2 separate regions of the Mus musculus genome follow, and region 1 is linked to region 2. The links are chromatin contacts, found by POLR2A ChIA-PET in ENCODE. All regions are on one chromosome and are shown on one strand. Each heading gives the region's core, a stretch centred on a gene start or an enhancer-like site at or near the end of the contact. The rest is flanking DNA. Distances are from core to core; before and after follow the strand shown. Region 1 holds the start of Ankrd10 (ankyrin repeat domain 10). Region 2 holds the start of Col4a2 (collagen, type IV, alpha 2).

Region 1 (4,464 bases), core at 1,352-3,851, 320 kb before region 2:
ACTAAAAAGTGGTCTTGAAGAAAGATCCATTCTAAGAATCCAAACATTACATTTTATTTTACTAGACCTTGATACTGTGTGCAAAATAAAATTCACGGTGAAAATGCAAAGCATGGGCCAGTGAGATGGCTCAGCAGGTACAGGAGCTTGCTGCCAAGGCTGATGAGCTGAAGACAACCTCACAAATCCAAGTAGTAGGAGAAAAAGGTTCCCAAAACTATCCTCAGACATCCACATGAGCCACGCTGCACATGAGAACATGTTTAAGGCGAACATGGGTTGGTCACATGATCCAGATCTGATTCTACACCCAAGGGAGTTCCCTTAAGTATAAATCTCAGGCTCACAGTCCCCAGAAGACAGGGGAAAGTGCCTCTCCCTTGTTGGAAAAGCTGACCAGGTACACCTGTTATCTTGCAAAATGAGACTCCTCTTTCCAGAGCTTAAGGGGATGCGCTCACATACAGGCCAATGGCATGTCAAACAAAACCAACTTCTCAGTGAAAGAAGCTTGAAACACAAGAGCCCACCATTCAGTGCAAGCACCCAAGTAATACCAAAACTATTACGCTGTGCTCTTGCCTCACCGATTATGAACTAGAGACAGACAGATGACGTCTCATATTTCCCACGCATTAGTCACTGCTCAGTGAATTAAACATCACACTTGTCTATGTAGACTGGAACATTTCTCAATATCACCTTCACAGGGAGTGTTTGTTATTTGAACGGATGGCTGTGTAGTGTGTTCACCCGGTTAACAATTCCCCTTTATCAATTGTCTGGTTTCTGATTACTTGTTTTATGCTACTTAATGTTGCAATGTAAGGTATGTAGCCTGGTGGCATATTTATAATCCCAGCAGCTGGGAGGATGAGGCAGGAGGATGATGAGTCCCAGGCCCCAGTTTCTGCAATACAGTAATTTTAATCTCTACTATGTAGCCTCCTCAAGGATAAACATACACAAGGAACAAATATATAGCAAAAGGGAAAAAGTAAAACTTCATTAAGTAAAAAGTAGAAGCTGGCCGGTGGTGGCGGCTCACGCCTTTAATCCCAGCACTTGGGAGGCAGAGGCAGGCGGATTTCTGAGTTCGAGACCAGCCTGGTCTACAACGTGAGTTCCAGGACAGCCAGGGCTATACAGAGAAACCCTGTCTCGAAAAAAACCAAAAAAAAAAAAAAAAAAAAGTAAAACTTCCATGAATAGTGTCTACTCCTTAATGGCTCAGTATGATTTTCAAATTTTATAGCCAGGAGGTGGTGGTGCTCGCCTTTAATCCCAGCAGAAGCAGGAGGATTTCTGAGTTCAAGGCCAGCCTGGTCTACAGAGTGAGTAGACCAGGCTGGGCTACACAGTGAAACCCTGTCTCGAAAAACCAAAATTAGAACAAAAAGAAAAAGAAAAAAGAAAAATTTCAAATTTTTTACAACCATAGCATTGTACCATTGGAAAGAGAATTTAGTAGTCAATTTTTCTAAAATTTCTTTCACCATGTGCCCAGCCTGCTCACGTGACTCATGCTTTACAGTTACAGACGCCAGGGCCTCTCGATTCTCTCTGGCATCCATTCCAATTAAGGCATACCGAAGTTAACTGGCTGCACCCTTGTTTTCGGGTTTTTAATGAGGAGCTGTGCTCCGCAGGCGCCCAATAAACACTAATTGGAGGAACTCAGGCAACCGCGGAAGCAGGCCAGGGCCGGCTGCCAGAGTCCTGAGTCCCCACTCGCGAGTGTGCCTGGCAGAGCAGCAGCTCTATTTAGAAGTAGCGCCTCAGGCATCGTCCTCAGCAGGAACCTGCGGCCGAGCTCCAACCGCTCCAGGTCACACCCACCAGCGCCAGGTCACGCCCAGCCGCCCCAGGAATCGACCAGAGCGCCGCTCCGCTCCAAATCCCAGACTCTCCTCCTTTAGTTAAGGCGTGGCTTTCAGCTGCCAATCACAGAGAGGCCGGCCTGGGCTTTGGCCTTGCCCCAGGCAAGGTTTACAGCCAGGGTCGTAGGCCTCCGGCTTCAGGCGAGGTCTCAGGCGCGGCCTCCTCAGGCTTCAGTCGCAGCCAAGTCTCCCCCCTCCTTTTTTTGTTTTGTTTTGTTTGTTTGTTTGTTTGTTTTTCGTGACAGGGTTTCTCTGTATAGCCCTGGCTGTCCTGGAACTGACTCTGTAGACCAGGCTGGCCTTGAACTCAGAAATCCACCTGCCTTTGACGCCCAAGTGCTGGGATTAAAGGCGTGCGCCACCACTGCCCGGCAAGTCTCGTCCCTCTAACCACACTAACGTGCAGGCCCACCCTCAACCCCTACACCTTCAGCGTTGGCATCAGTAGCGGCCTCCTCAAGCGGTGATCGCCTCCCAGCCCCTAACTTCACCACCAGACGCCTAAGGCGGCGTTCCTGCGCAGACCCTGAGAAGGCCCCGCCCTGCAGCCAAGGCCACGCCCTATCCCAGGCGCCAGCCTCAGCACCACCTGCGGGAGGCCCCACCCTATCCAGGCGCGGGCCTCGCCCCACCACGGGCGTCAGCAGCGGTCGGAGGCAGCGGACTGTTAGGCCCCACCCTCTCAAGGCGCAGGCTCCGCCCCGTGGCTCAGGTCCCGCCCTCAGTGCTCGCTGCGCTCGGATGCGGATGGGACGCGGCAGCAGCTCGCCTGTCCTTTGTGTTCGAGTGGCGGCAGCTTCGCAGGCCTTCACCGGCACATTCCTCTGGCCGATCAGTCGCGTGCTTCCTAGCGACCCATCATGTCAGCGGGAGCGGGCGCGGCCGTGGAGGCAGGCTTCTCCAGCGAGGAGCTGCTGTCGCTCCGCTTCCCGCTGCACCGCGCCTGCCGGGACGGGGACCTGGTCGCGCTCTGTTCGCTGCTGCCACACACGCCGCGCGCTCACCTGGCCGCTGAGGACTCCTTCTACGGCTGGACGCCCGTGCACTGGGCTGCGCACTTCGGCAAGGTGGGCGCGGGCACTTTAAGGCGCCATTTTCCGCGTGGTGTGCTGTTAGGGTCAGAGCGCACCCCACGGTGTCTGGAGAGCGCGGTCGGCAGCGGCAGCGCAACCCCTGAGAGTTCCAGGGCGCATGTGCGGTACCGCGCGGTCTGCGACCCAGGACGGTGGGGGGTGGGGGGCGCGGAAGCTGCTCAGACGCCGCGGGCGCCTCGAGGGCTTCAAGGCGCATGTGCGGCGGGCGGCGCGCGACCCAGGACCTCCGGGGGCGCGGGGAGTGTTGGGAGGCGGGGCGGAAATGGGGTCCGTCTCGCCGGCTCCCCCGAAGGATCCAGGGCGCATGTGCACACTTGTGGCTCTTCCGAGCGGGGCGGGCAGACTGCAGTTGAGGCCGTTTGCGCGGAGGCCGCCGGGCTTCGGGAATCGTGGCGAGGAGGAAACTGGGGGCCTCGCGCTTCTGTCTAATGGAAACCGGGTGCAGGGCCCCCTGAAGGCACGGAGGGATGGGCGCTGCCCTCGTAGCCGGGGGTGTCAAGTCTGCACCTGCTATGGCCGACGGCGGGGTCGCGGCCATGCCTATCGGCCCCCTCTCCACCGGGACCGTCCTGTGTAAGCTGCGCTAATTGGCCCCGTTCTCCTGGTGTTGAAAGGTGGCATGCAGTTGGGTGCAGGTAGTCGCTGGGAATCCACCTTCTCGTGGTCGCCTTAGTTAACCTGCACACAGAAGTGCTTCTGCGCCATAAAGCGGCAAAATTCACGCTGTACTGTTTACCAGAATTTGATCTAAAGCTAAAGGAGCATTTTCACGTCTACGGAGAACGAGTTGTAGACTTGACTTTGGAGACCAGTATTGTAGCGGAGGCGAGGACGTTGTAGTTCTGAGCTTTCCTATCTGAAACCTGGATGGTCTTAAGATACGGAACCATCTTGTTAACCCGTTCCAACTATTACGGAAAGCTCTTAGAGGCGAAAAGGCTGAGCCTTTCACCCCAGCCGGGCCATGTGTTACTGCTCTCCCTCCTGTAGGTTTCCAGCGTGTTTCCCTAGGTTGTACCTACCAGTGATGCTCAGGTTACCCAGTAATTTATGGGGCTTATTTATTCCCGGAAAACTGGCCATTGTGAAGGCTAACTATCTTGCTTTTACCAGATGCCCCATTTAAAAGGACCCTCCACAATTCCAAAGCCAGTTTCCTAGGTTGAACACGGCATAGCTAACAGGTTCAAATCCTGGCTCCACGTTAAAGGTTAACTAACTGCTTTTCTCTTGACACCTGTTCATCTTACTGCCACTTTGTACTTGTATGTTTCCCTTGGGAAATCTCACCAGCGATTACTTTTTGGTTTGGTTTGGTTTGGTTTGGTTTTCCGAGACAGGGTTTCTCTGTATAGCCATGGCTGTCCTGGAACTAACTTTGTAGACCAGGCTGGCCTGGAACTCAGAAATCCGCCGGTCTCTGCCTCCTGAGTGCTGGGATTAAAGGCGTGCGCCACCACCGCCTGGCCAGCCATCACTTTCTAACACTG
Region 2 (4,568 bases), core at 291-2,790:
CACTGGTACTGGTATAAGGAGTGGCTACATTTAAAATGCGAGGGAGCCCCAGAGCATCTCTCCAGTTCAGTTCAAAGGCTGTTCTGGCAGGCCTGGTTTGGTCTTTCAAGGAGCAACAGGTACAGTAAACAAGTCACAGAAGCCAGGGACCACAGGCCTCCCTCTGGTCTGTGGCTCTTCAGGGCCTACTCAAGGTTTGGAAGAGACCGCGGTTTCTATCCCTTTGTCCCCGAACAACCTTAAAGCAGGAGGCTGTCTCCTCCTTGCCCCGCCCCTCCCCAGAGACTCATATTTAAGCAAGATGCTCTCTGCCCACCACAGTGCCTGGACACCACCTCTGAGTTTCTGGAAACTCTTTGCTCCCAGCCCCCTCTGTCCGTGCGCCTCGTGGCCTAGTGATAGACATTCTTCCCTTGCTGCTAAGGCCAAAGCTTGGCAGCAAAAGGTGCCTGAGGCTACGTTTTAATTATTAGCTCCCTAGAGAGGGCCGACTCCTGCACTGCACGGGACGAGCGGCTGGCAGACACAGTAGCACACACCTACAATGCACACGCACACTCAGGTGGGCTCGACGAGCCTGTCTTCCACGAGGCTCCGCGAGCGTCCCAACCCGTCACGGGCGCGGAACTCCAAGCGCCGTGGAGTTCAAGCGGTACTTACCCCCAAGACGCTCTGAGCCAGGAGTCCCACTGTCACAGTTGCTAGCAGCAGCCACCTGCACAGGAGAGGGAGGGAGGGTAAGAAAGCGACCAAAACATGCGGGCCCCAACTTGTCAACTCCTGAAATATGCATGCAAGGTCCCCTTCACCTAGGAGACCAGGCAGAAGGCGACTTACCCTCGCAGGGGAGGGCCAGACGCTTTGAACCGCACTCGGTCCATGATCCCAGTCTTTGAGCTCTAGACTCGGCTCGATCCCTTCCTAACCTGGAGGCAAGAGACAAAGCGGGTTAGCAAAGGTGGCAGGCAGAGAGAGCATCGTCATCTTAGCACCCTGACTCCGCATAATGTCCCTCGTTTCCTTGCGGGGTGACCAAAGTTCTGTCCCATCAGGAGACAGAAAAAGGGAGATTCTTCTCCGTAGGCCCTGCCTGGAGCTCCTCAGCCCATGCAGCGCGATCCCTATTCCCCCAGCTCCGATCCAACGGAGCGCGCAGCCTCAGCCTACTCCGGCGCTACAGGTCCGCGACTTGGGGCCTGGCTCTCTGTGCCTCCCGGGGGTCGCTCTCACCTCAGGGTCAGGAGCTGCTGCCCGCGCGCATGGGCCCCTGAAGAAGCGTTGGCCCGTGGCACACCGGCGGCCAGGCCGGCCTGGCTCTGCTCCGTGGGCGCCGGACTCTCGGCCCCGGCGTGCCTTGCTGGTGCTTGCCCGGGATTGGCGAGCCAAGGGGCTCGTGGAATCGGGGCGCGGGAGGAGCTGGGTGCGGAGCGCAGAGCCCCGGCGTTCGGACTCCCTGCGACACCAAGTCCCGAGCGGCGCGCAGCCTCCGCCTCTTACCCGCGCCGCAGGGTCCTCCCCTTGGAGACGCCGCCCGCGCACTGCCGAGGGGAGGGGGCAGCGCCAACAAATTGGGGAGCTCCTCGGGCGGCGCGCTCAGGTCTCTGCGCAGAGTCACCGCACCCGGGACGGTGAGCAGGGCTCACGCCCGGGCCCTCCGAGACTGAGCACCTCGCCGTGGCCCACGGGAACTGGGCTGCATTTCCCCGCCGTCTCTGCTGGTCCCCTGCCGCCCCGGGCGCGCCACCATGGGGCCCCGGCTCAGCGTCTGGCTTCTGCTGCTCTTCGCCGCCCTTCTGCTCCACGAGGAGCGCAGCCGAGCAGCTGCGAAGGTGAGTTCCCTGCGGGCTGCGCTCCCCAGCCTCCCTCCCTGCACCCCTGACGCCCCGCGAGGCCTCTTTGTCCAGCGCCTGGCGCAGTCAAGCCGCCTGGCCCTCGAGGGTACCGCGGGTGGCACGGCCAGGTGCATTCTTCCCCCGGGTCTCCCTCTCCTAGTCCCTGTGGGCAGCGATCGCACATCCATTACGGAACCTCCTTTGTTATACACTGGGTGCGGGAGAGTTAGGAAGGGACTGAAGCTTAGCGTGTACCACGGCGGGGTGAGGGTACCGAGGAGCCAGTGAGATTTGAACCCTCATCGCCAAGGCTCTCAGCGGCGGGGCGCGCGAGTGGGTCGGGGCTGGAAGGGTGGCCAGGCACACCCCACGCCACTCAGAGTCCTACACTCATGTGCAGGGGGAACCGCTTTGGGTGTGTTTCTGGTTGTTTGGAGACCGTGATGGTTGAGGCTGAACAGCTTTGGGCCGTTTGCCTGGAAACATCTGTATTTTTGCTTTCCCACGACTTTTGTGTAGCCTACGGCACGCTTGAGAACAGACGCGGGGCTCTTCTCCGCATCCTAAAAGTCTCTGCCTCGACTCTTGCCTTTTATGAGTGCGTGCCTGAAAATTATAACCACATTTAGACTTGAGTGTGAAACCAAAGCGAAACTCCGTCGCATTGTTCCCTGCGCAAATTGTTTTTTTTAAGTTTTTGTTTCCTCTGGTGCTGTGCTTGGCCAGGAGGGCGCTGGGAGATGTTTGCAAGAGCCAGACTTCCAGCTCTGGAGGAACCCGGCCAGACTTTCTGCCTTCGCCCCTAGAGAATACACTTCAGCTGCTGCTGCTGCTGTGACAGCCATGCAGGCCCAAAGGCCACAAGGTGTGGCCTCTCCACAGTTTGCCTTCCCCTCAAATGCCTAAAAAACGACGTTTGCTTCTCACCGAAGCTTCCAAGTTTTAAAAGAAACCGTTGCTTAATTGTGCATTTTCCTTTCCTTTTAAGAATTTCACCTCTTTCCTGCAGGAGCGATACTGATCAACTATGCTATAAATTATTAACTGTTACATACTAGAATAAACTGGTAACGTTACTAGGGGTTTTCTTAATTGGGTTTTGCCTCCCTTTCTGAAGAAGGATGATTAATTACATCAGCAACCAACTTCAGAGAGTTCCCTCCTCTCCAGTCTTCACCTTCACCGCAGGTAGCCTTTTAACTACCCATTCTCTTGCTGAGGGTAGTTTCTCAAAAGAGCAGGCTTGATAGGCTGGACCTGCTGGCGGTGCAGGTCTTGTAGTTCTTGCTTCTTGGACACCCGAAGCAGGGGGATCTCAAGTTCAAGGCTAGCCTGGGCAACAGAATGAGTTCAAGGCTAGCCCAGGCAACATAGGGAGACTCTCGCTATAATAATAATAATAATAATAATAATAATAATAATAATAATAATAATAAAGTAAAAAGAGGCTGACGGGCAAAGTGCTTACCCAGCATGAACATAGCCCTGGGTTCATTCCCCAGGGTGGAAAATATTTACCAAAAGACCTAGGCCTTCTAAGGGGATCACTGTGATGGAAAAGCATGAGCCACTGTTTGGACTTAGGTTTTTCTGAACGATCGTGTTAGCAAAGCTAACTGTGAGATCTCACGTCCAGACCCTCAGGACTTTAAACCGTTGAGTCAGCCACATGAACTCCTGATCTTACTTGGAAAGTCAAACCAGCCAGGGTTGAGGCTTGACATTGATGTATTTCCTACTAATTGTCCTGTAAGACCAAGTACATTTCTGGATGCTCGCTCTGTTCTGTTCCTCCAGCTGCCTTATCTTAAGTGATTTGGCCCGTGGGTACCCTAAGATGTTACCTTGGTAAGACATTCACCCCATTAGCAAGCCTGCTAAATGTGCATATGACCTTAGGTATGCAAGAAGACCTGTTTAAAAACAACATCCCCCCTCATTTAGAAATCTGTGTCCTTTTCATGGTATCAATAACATTTTGCCCAGCTCCTTTTAAAACTAGCTGTTAGAGGTACCACAGCAATGAAGTAGCCTCCATTGAGTTTTCCAAGTCAAATATCCTCTAAGCTAATTGTTAATTTAGATGGGAAGATCATCAGTTCTGCTTGGGGATGGGCCCAGGATCGTGCACACACTGGGCAGGCACTCTCTATTGGTGCTTATCAAATGGCTTTTCAGGGTCTGAGATGTGAACTTTCCCCTAAGTGTGGCCATGCCTGCCCAGCAATCTTGCTGTCTCCTGAACATTAGTCATGTCTCCAGGGAGTGAGTGACCAGAGAGCTCATACGAAGAGGGAAGACTTTCTTCCCAGGCCTGTCTGGGTGGCTCTCCTTGAGTTTGCATCTAGATGAGAAGGCTGACTTCCTATGTCACCCCAACAAGGCATATTGGGAGTGGGGTGCTAGTGAGGAGGGTCCCCAGGCCTCTTTCTTTTTACAAGGAACAGGACTGGGAAAGGGTAAGGGCTTCTGAAATCAGCCAGAGATCTGCGCACTAGCCGTGTGTGTGCTAGACTGGGCTCCACTAGAGGTGCTGACTGATGCTTTGAAAAACTGGGTGTACACTCAATGAGTGTGTTCAGGGATGTTTAGAGTGCGTGTGAACCCTGTGCCTCAGTTTCCCTTGCAGTCACAACTTCCCCTTCCTTATATGTAGATTTTTGTTCGTCCTTTATTTCACAAATGCTTGGAACACCCACTTCCTGTCCTGTCCCAGGCAGGCGCTGGCCACACTGC

The links. ChIA-PET counts read pairs that join two places held with the same protein, here RNA polymerase II (POLR2A).
Region 1: POLR2A ChIA-PET joins it to region 2 with 13 read pairs in Patski. The contact joins the promoter of Ankrd10 here to the promoter of Col4a2 in region 2. POLR2A ChIA-PET finds 5 or more read pairs at or near these places in 2 of 5 experiments (Patski and embryonic stem cell).

The regions. Positions count from the first base shown.
Region 1 is chr8:11,633,894-11,638,357 of GRCm38, reverse strand. Ankrd10 (ankyrin repeat domain 10) reads left to right here and starts at 2,601. Exons shown (of 6, transcript NM_133971.3): 1 at 2,601-2,947. The coding sequence starts at 2,741. It overlaps Mir7238 (microRNA 7238), which reads left to right and starts at 2,622; the gene lies at 2,622-2,664.
Region 2 is chr8:11,309,777-11,314,344 of GRCm38, reverse strand. Col4a2 (collagen, type IV, alpha 2) reads right to left here and starts at 1,540. Exons shown (of 48, transcript NM_009932.4): 1 at 1,231-1,540; 2 at 838-926; 3 at 661-715. The coding sequence starts at 881. Col4a1 (collagen, type IV, alpha 1) reads left to right here and starts at 1,519. Exons shown (of 52, transcript NM_009931.2): 1 at 1,519-1,829. The coding sequence starts at 1,746.